2 separate regions of the Mus musculus genome follow, and region 2 is linked to region 1. A link is a contact called in ENCODE Hi-C or POLR2A ChIA-PET data. All regions are on one chromosome and are shown on one strand. The core of a region is the stretch at or near the end of the contact, and the rest is flanking DNA. Distances in the headings are between cores, read along the strand shown.

The links. A loop is a pair of places that touch in the nucleus more often than their neighbours do. ChIA-PET counts read pairs that join two places held with the same protein, here RNA polymerase II (POLR2A).
Region 2: a map of left cerebral cortex shows a loop between it and region 1 (3-fold over the local background). The contact joins the promoter of Sowahb here to the enhancer-like site in region 1. A Hi-C loop is called at or near these places in 2 of 37 maps with a recorded cell type or tissue (both left cerebral cortex). POLR2A ChIA-PET finds 5 or more read pairs at or near these places in 2 of 5 experiments (Patski and embryonic stem cell).

What each region holds. Positions count from the first base shown.
Region 1 is chr5:92,957,514-92,961,955 of GRCm38, forward strand. The region is part of intron 9 of Shroom3 (shroom family member 3); the gene reads left to right. Among named protein-coding and RNA genes, the nearest start is that of Gm36764, 49 kb to the right of the region's middle. Within about 2 kb of position 1,883, at least 1 of the 3 ENCODE cell types and tissues checked has a DNase peak (open chromatin) inside an H3K27ac peak, as active enhancers do.
Region 2 is chr5:93,042,615-93,047,056 of GRCm38, forward strand. Sowahb (sosondowah ankyrin repeat domain family member B) reads right to left here and starts at 2,408. Exons shown (of 1, transcript NM_175270.4): 1 at 1-2,408. The coding sequence starts at 2,244.

The DNA.
Region 1 (4,442 bases), core at 633-3,132:
ATTTTGTTGTTGTTTCAGATTATCATTTTCAGTTCTAAACTTTCTGTTTTTTAGTTCCTTTTTGCTCGAATCTTCAAGTGATTTTGCTCTTATCATGAAGAATGCTTATTTAAGAAAGCATTTTTAAAGACTATGGTAATCCTAATGTAAGCATTATCTCCAGTCTAGCATCACTGTTACCCTTTCTGGCTCTTTATACCTGAGTAACTGTATATTGTATTCTGTGCTGCGAGGCCCTGGTCCTGCTGGCACAGCCCTCTGTAGAATGGTGATTGAGGCAGGCCTGGTTACTGCAGGCCCAGACCGTAAGTTCCGTCTCAGTTTTGGATAGTGTGGTTCCAGCACCCATTTCGGTTTGGGAGCCTCTGTGAGGTTACAGAGCTCTGTACTCACTGAGCCCCTCTGGCTTTAGTTTGGGACTTGAGCAACGTTTCTGACACACCCAAGTTCTCAGAGCCTTTGGTGTACTCTTCGTCTCTCCCTACGTGTGCCACTTAAACGTGAGCTTCCCCCAGCCCCGCACGTGCCCCTCACCCTGAGCGTTCATGCCAAGTTCCAAGCATCTTCTGGCCTAGCTCCGTCCTCTCCTGGGGTTTTCCACACAGCCTTTGGCTCCCAGAGATTCCTAGTATCAGTCCTGTAGCTGGACAGGCAACCTGTGCAGCTATGCAGGAGCTGTGAGGAGGAGGGGAATGGAGTGGGGATTCCCTCACACTCTAGGCCCAGGGCTCCTTACTCCAGCTCCCAGGAAGGTTTCTGGGGTACCTGCACCACCACTGTGGGGTGGTGTCCGTGAGTGGAGGCAGAGCTGGGAGAGGAGAGAGAGAGAAAGCACAGGCCGCACCAGCCACCCAAGCCACCTCAGCTCTGCAGACGAGGCTTTCTCACGTTGCCCTGAGGTCGGCAAGGTATGAAAAGCCTGAAACTCACCCCTTCGGGTTGTCAGTGTGCACTCTTCTTGGTCTCGGAATCCCCACCCCCCAGGACCCCAGGATTTAATGGTAACATGCAAAAGAGGGAAGCTGTGGCAGTTATGACATCGTGGCCCACACCACGATGGAGGTCTCCCACTGGAGCTTGACAGAAGGTAAACAGATTGGCATTTCAGAAGAGTCCCCCTGGCAGCTATGTCTGGAGTTGGGCAGGATGGGAGGAAAGTGCAGTCACTGAAAGTATGATGCACAAGTATGATCAACATCCATCCTATGAGCAGTTTAAGAGCTTTTTGAAAGAGTAGTTGTTGTTGTTTAAGAACAGGCAGGAGCTGGTGGTGGCTTAGTTGTGGAGGGTGGAAGAAGAAGGGTGGTCAGGAAGGGTCCCAGCTCCAAGTTGCTGTGCACAATGTCTGGGAAGATGGTTGACCTTGCATTTTACCGGACCTTAACTGGCACCAAGGGACCATCTCAGATAATTACACTGACATTCTAGTTACAAGTCTCCTGGTGGAGAAGTGGGGCAGGATTCTTAGCCGAGATAGCTCGTGCTGGAGGTGTTGGACATCACCATCAGGCCCAGTCACCTCTGCTTCTATCAGGTTACACAATGTGGGATGGAGGTCTGGCCTCGTTACCATCTGAAACTGCCTTGACTTTCTAGAGCTCAGCCAAAGACAGCAGTTAACATGCAGGGTCCTGGATCTTGCATTTACAACAGAAGAAACAAGCCTGTCAGGTAGACATGGTTTGCCAGGTCTAGGCAGAAGCCTGAACTCCACTCTGCCCCAGCCAGAAGGGCTACATTTTTCTTAGGATAAAAACAGCCAACAAAAGCTAAGTGTTTTTGTACCAGTGTTTTGGGGATGCTGCGGCACAAGCCTCAGAGCTGCCACTCGGGGAAGCTAGGGTTGCCACCCAGGCACCTACTGCAACAAGTGCTGGACTCTCAGACGCTGGCCTGACCTTGTGATAGCACAGAAAACAAGGCCTGTCCGTATGGTTGTCTTCCAGTGTGCGTGCATTTGAGCCTCATAACATTCCTGAGAGCTATTTTAAAGTACTAATTGAAACCAGCACCCTGGAGCCAGACAACCTGGGTTTAAGCCTGGCTCTGTCACTTACTGTATGGTCTGGGGCATGTCCCATACCCTCACTGTGCTTCTCAGTGAGGCTGGGACGATACCTGTGTTGTCGGGCTGTCGGAGCCGTGATTGAGTAGTGAGACGCTGCTTCTGCCTGCCACAGAGCATGGGATCAATAAGACATGATCTCATCGAGGCAGGTGGAGCTGTCCTCTTGCTGATGGCACAGGTGAAGTGGCCTCCTGGCAGTGATCAAGTCAGAGCTGGTCTCCGACTCGGAGTCTGTGCTCCTCTGCTGCTGAGGGAGAAGACCCGGCAGGATGTTTCCTGTGCAGATGGTGTGTTGAACTATGTTTAGAAAAAGAACGCACATAAATAGCATCTCACACAGCCTGGGTTAGCAGTTTGTCAGATGTGAAGCTAAGTGGGTGAATGTCAGTGGCCTACAAGTTCCGTAGCTCCCGGGAGAGACTAGTATAGTATTAAAATTCTCTCTTTCATGGGCCGAGGAGATGGCTGCCGTTAAGAGCACTTGCTGCTCCTGCAGAGGATTCCCTGCAACCATACTGAGTGGCTCACAGCTCCTGTAACTCCAGCTCTTGGGGAATCAGACTCTCTCTTCTGGTTTCAAAGGCATCTATATACACACACGTGGTGTACATACATACAAGCCGTTACATGTATAAATGATAAAGAAAATTTAAATATTATTCCCTTCTCCTGCCCTAAATGAGTTCTGTTAAAGTTGGATTTTGTTATTTTTTAAAAAGGATCATCCTGGCACAGAAATGTTGGCAGCACTGCTGGCTTCCCCCTGATGCCTGCGGTTGCTCAGAACCTCTTCACTATAGTCTCAGCCCAGGTCTCCATAGTTAAAGACCTGGTGATCAAAAGCTGGCAGGCATTGCATCCACATACCTAACGGTGAGGCAGGGCCGACTGGGTGCCTGCCCAGTCTCTGCACTGCCTTACTGTAATGTACAGAATGTGCCCAGGCTTCTGTGCTGTGTTTGTGTGGCTCTGCCCAGTGTCCACGCCGTCAAACACCAGAGCTGGGTCTGGATAGAAAGACCCAGCTGACTGGACGTGGACTCTGGCCTCAGAGTGCCATATGAGTCCCATGCACCAAGCTGCCTACCTCCCAGCATGCGCACTGCTTAGGGCCTGAGAGCCAGCAAGCTGACTCCAGCAGACTAGCAGAAGAACGGGGGACCTGGGTATTAGTAAGGCTTATACAAGCACCCCCACCTACTGGGCCAGGTTGCCCACCCTGGGTCAGACCTGAGCAAGGTCTTGCTGTATAGCCACAGCTCCCCTGGAACTCACTGTGTTCCAGGCCTTGGCCTTGAACTCACAGCCATCCTTAAGTGCCAGGACTGCAGGAGCTCACCAACATGCCTGGCTGAGAAGAGTACTCTCTGCTAATACTTTGAGTGCCCAGCCTGGCAGCTGTACCTGCAAGGTTAAAAAAGACCAGGGCTGACTGGGCGACCTGACCTGACCTGGCAGTGTCTGCTGTTTCCCACCCGTGTTGCCTTCAGCTTGTCTCTTCATAGGCACAAACTTATCCAAGCTCTGTGCTAGTGGGCAGCTTGTTACTGAAGTCTGCTGCGCTGTCCCACAGTGATGGCTGCCAGCGGAGGATGCTTTTGGGGGGGAGGGTAATAGCATAATTAACCCTAATTACTTTTTCCCTCCCACTCATGTTACCGTGGGCCGAGTCTTCTGTTGAGGAAATGCTTAGACACCTTACAGCTTTTCCCTTAGAAGTGAGGTTTGTGTCAGTTAAGCTGCCTGTAGCCACGGAGATCTGGAAAGTTGAACTGACAACAGGATGTCACTGTTTAAGCCAGAGCTTCTCTTCAGAAATTAGTAGTTAGAGGCTTACGTTACATAGTTGTGGCAAGCAGGTCCAGATTTAGTTAAAAGGCAAAGCTGAGTGGCTTTCTGATACAGTGTCACCATCAGTGTGTGTAATGGTCATGTGAGAGCCCATCTGGTGATGCATGGGCCTGAGGTGGGCGCATCCCCAAGTCTCACCCTCCCCGCTGTATGCGGAGGACTAGATGAGGCAGAACCTGTAGCTCATAGTAACTGCCCAAGGCCAGCTATCCAGCTCAGCTCTCAGACCGTGGGTGCTGGAGGCCCTTCACTCCGGTTCCGTGGCTGCTCGTTTGTAGCCGAGGATGTTCACCCCGCCCCTCCTTTCTTGCTCGTGGTATTGTGCCTAGTAAGAAAGAAAGGACATTGAATGAGAAGTTAACAAACCAGTTGGAAAGGCAGAACTGTATGCAGCATTACACAGTGAGGAATATGACTAGTGCGTGTATAATCAGGTGTGGGCTGGGGAACTCTGAATAGGCTCAAAGAATGGCAGTTGTAGACATTCAGGGAAAGGCAAAGGAAAAAGAAAAAAAAAGTTCTG
Region 2 (4,442 bases), core at 1,158-3,657, 86 kb after region 1:
TTTCTCATATTGGCTGGCCAATTTCCATTTGTTGTGCTGAGTTTTGAGCAAAGCAGCCAAGGAAGTCTTCCGGGTGACATTTCTAGACACTTCCCGGCTCTTGACCTTCCTGGCTGGGGAAGAGCTTTGGACTAAGGAATAGACAGGGAAGATAGGTTTGCCCCGGGGTGCACCCAGGAGCTGCCACGTTTCCCCAGAGACGTTACTGTTCAGATACTGCCATGGCTTCTTGCCACTGCAGTCCCGAATGTTCACCCGAGAAGCCAGTCTTTGCACTAGCAATTTGATGACTCCCTGGTGCCCGTGAATAGCTGCAAGGTGCAGTGGGGTATAGCCACAACTGGACCTCACATTTACATCTAGTGCAATGCCCGCCTTCTGGGCTCCAGAGACCAAATCCTGAAGGGCACACAGGTCACCATGCTTTGCTATCCAGTGCAAGGCTGTGTACCCAGTCAGGAAGTCTCTGTGCAAAGCCAGCTGGGGGTCCTCCCAGAACAAAGTCAGCACGTGAAGCCAGGAACCACTGGCAAGCCTCACAATCCACTCATGCTCCCTGGTGTCTAGAGGGACAAGGGGGGACCTGTGCTCAGAAGGTCTGTGGGGTATCAAGGCTGCAGATCCATCCCTGCTTGGGATCCATGAAGAGTGTGGCTGACTGGCCACAGCATTAGCATCTGCCAATTTCTGTACCAAAACAGCATCCACCCTTGGGCTGGGCAGGGCTCCTGCCTTGGAAGGTTTCCTGGACCGAGGTGGGCGCCGACTCCTTTTCCACAAGTCCTCATCAGGATGCTCCTCGTCTGAGGAAGAAGGAGATTTGGTTCTTCCTGTTCGAGAGCTCCTCCTGACAGACCTTCGGAACTTGAGGGCAGGGAAGGGCTCTTGGGGGTGGTCTCCAAGGCTTTTAGCCACTGTTGGGACCTTCCGAAAACTGGGCGCATTCCCTCTATATCCGAGGTCCCGCCGGATCAGGCAAGGGCTGTCGTTTGGTGGCAAAAACAGATCCTCAACTGGATCCCTGAGCTCCCCCCAGGAGGAAGTTCTCAAGACAGGTTGCAGCCCCTCTTCGGGGGTTCCGGGAGATTCTTTGGGTCCACTGCTGCTCTCCTCACTTCCATGGCTCTCTTGCTCCACAAAGTCATTCAGATCCTGGAGGGACAGCTGACAACGAATGCTTCGAAAGACGGTAGATGGAGCGTTCCCTGGCCAGGATTCTGAGGACTCATCGAGAACCACGGGAAGGAGAGAATGAAAAGACAGAGCGGGCTCTGGCAGCGCCGAGCTGGTCTCCGAGACCCCAAAGGCGGTTTCTGAAGGTAGCTGGAGGAAGTTGTCTGGCAACACCGACCAGGCGCGAGTGGGCGCCTGGATCTCGGGCTCAGGCACCTGCAGGTATCTGGCTACCCACTCTTGAGTGCGCTGGTGCTGTTGCTGCAGCTGCTGGGTTGAATGGTTCGGGGAGCCGGCGGTAAACAGCTCCAGTGGCTCTCTGGAGGGCGCCGGGTGGGGCGGGAGAGCAGGCGGGGACGTCGGGCTGCCAGCAGCCTCGACGGCGGTCGGAGGCCAGACAGGCGGTACAGATCCAGGCGCGTGCTCGGCGGCCTCTCCTTCCCTCAGCCACCCCGGAGCTCCGAGGTCATCCCGGGCAGGTGCAGCGCGCTCCGGCTTCTCGCAGGCGACTGCAGGGTCTCCGAGATCTTCTGGCAGCGGCTGTCCGGTGGACTGTCCCCAGCCGTTCTGCTGGCACTCCCAGCAGCAGCGTCCTCGCGTCCCCACAGCCGCACACCTGCCTCTGGCTTGAGCAGCCTCTGGCTCCGGTGTCCTCTGGTTCGGGCTGTCCTCCGGGCTGGGGTCTGGCCCGGCCACCTTCTGCGCGCTGCCACCTACGTCCACCTGGGTCCCCGCACCTGCCGGCGGCTTCTGCGGCTCCGGGTCACGGCGGCGGTGGCCCCGCGGCTTTCCATCTACAGGGCCCGGTCGCTGCAGGCCCTCCTCCCCCAGTAGGTCCCTGTACCTCCTCTTGAGCACCACGTACTTGGTGCCGTCGGGGTCCTGGCGCACTGCGGCCACCGAGTTCACGAAGCCCTTGAAGCGCTCGCGACGCTCCTGCAGCTGGCCTGGAGACACGTGAGGGTCGCGCAGGAAGCTCTTGAAGTGGCTCAGCAGCTCTGCGTTACGCACTCGGCCCCCGGCCTGGCACAGAAAGTCCAGCAGTGCCTCCTGGCTCAGCTCTCCGGCCATCGCTGCTGGGTCCTTAGTCCCTGGGGCGGCTGCGTCTCGAGCTCCCAGCGCACTTCCCCTTCGACCGAAACCCAGGCCTGGAGAGTGTCACCTGCGCCCAGGGTGGCGCCACCCGCCTCCATCAGCCGCGGAGGCCGGCGCCGCCCGCATCCCCAGGGCGCTCCAGGAGGGCCGAGGGTCCCTAGGGGCGGGTGCCCAGGCAGAGTCCCCGCGCGCAACCCTGGTGGCAGGGGGCGGCTCCTGGGCCGCCCCTGAACGACGCTGGCCTGTCGCAGCGAGTCCCCGCAGCGAAAGTTCCCGGGATAGGTCGGAGTCGGTTTCACCTGCGCTCTGGCTACGCCTCCTCCTGGGCTCTGGGGGAAGGGCTCAGCCCGCCTCCAGTACCTCCGCCTTCTGAAGTATCCCCCAACCCCCGCCACCCGTCCGGGGTGAGTCAGGCTGGTCACAGTCGCGGGCAGCGTGGGAGGTGAGGCCGAGGGCGAACTGAGCCGGAGGGGAACAGCTCTCCCGGGCGCGCAGCTACCCCGAGGCCTGGGAGATGTCAGGCAGGTAGGCGACTGGCTGTCCCTCAGAGTGCCCGCCAGGCTAGAAACTAAAGCAGAGGGAGGTCGACTAGGTCCCTCTCTCCCCGCGGCACGAGTTACAGCTAGAGTCTTCACGGGTCAGGGTCCAATAGATTGGCTCCCCGCTGTTTCTCTTTATTAGCTCGGTCTGGGGAGGGGCTCGGGGTTCCCAATTGCAGAATCCGGCGGGATCCGGAAAAAAAAAACCCACCGAGATCCAAACCAAATCTCTTTTAGTTTGTCGATAACAAGATACTGAGAAGGCGGCTCCCAGGACATTCTCTTCAAGGAGTTCAGACACACCTGCCTAAGTCTGTACTGAGAGCGAAATCACTCTGAAAGCTACAGACGAAGGTTGGGTTTTGCCTTTCATTTTCCGGCATCATTGTCTTATATTACAATGCTCAGTGCCAGAGGTGTTGGGGGAGGATTCGCTATCAGAGAGGTCATTTCCTAGGAAGCCAAAATCCAGAGGAATTATCTCCTTAGCTAAGGTATTTGATACCCAGAGTTATTTTTTTTTAATTTAGTCTAAGATTTGTGAAGAGAAGAGATTCGCTCCATCTGTTTCATGTTGACTTCTTTGTGAAGTCTTTGCTTTGAGAATGCAAGTTTTCCTCCACACATTTAAAATGTTGAAATCGCGACGAGGATTTGATTCCACCCCAGGAAAGGGGACGCTAGACTCTCTTGGTCTGTTGAAGGGCTGCTGAGTCCACCCTGATTCAAGTTTTTCTTTAGCCCCCTTTGAAGAGGGAAGAGTTAAGCCACAGCAGCACACTTCATCCATAAAGCCCTACATTTCTGTCTGGTCTGGGTGACTCTCTTTCTTCTTTATCTTGAGTTGATTTGCATACTGTCAACAGTACCTATCTCTTGTAGCCTCAAGCCCCTTTGTCTTCTGCACAGCCTCGTTGCAGCCTTCCCTCCCCACCTTCCCTAACAGCCACCCCAAATGTCTGTGTCTCTGCAGCCTCCCATGACTGCCACGTTTCTAGCGATAAATTCTCTATTTTCTCCTCTCCTTTTACTTCACTTTACAGTTCCAGATTTTTCACTAAGAATATCTCGAGTATGTTGGTCCTGCAACTGTCAACAATGTTTTGGTATGGTCACCCTCCATCCCCCTACCCCAGCATTGGGGGATCAAACTCAGGTACTCATTTGTGCTAGGCAAGCCCTCTGTCACTGCCACTGATCAGTTGACAGTCTGTCAGATAGGCCACACCAGCAGTGTTTCATTTAAATCCCAACAGAACCCTGGTACTTTTCCATGAAGGACTTGGACTCCTTGGCTTTAAATTATCTAGGTCAGAAAGAAGGACTGTTTCTGTCTATTTGGGGCAGTTTCTAGAATTGAAACCTAGTAGTGGGTTGGCATGGAGGAGCTGTTCCCACTCCATATAACTTTGACGCCTTAAAGTAGTTATTGAAACAAATGTTTTTATATGAAACTTCAGCTCGTGCTTGTATTTATTTACTGGTGTTGAGTCTCTCAGTGAGATTCACAAGTGTGGGAGGCAGAGTCCAAATGGAAACCTCAGATGGGCAAGTCAGGAGAATCCCTCTTTGGTGCCTTGCACAAGTACATATGTTGAGTTGTACAAGTGACCAAGAGGCAGAATGGGACCGTGA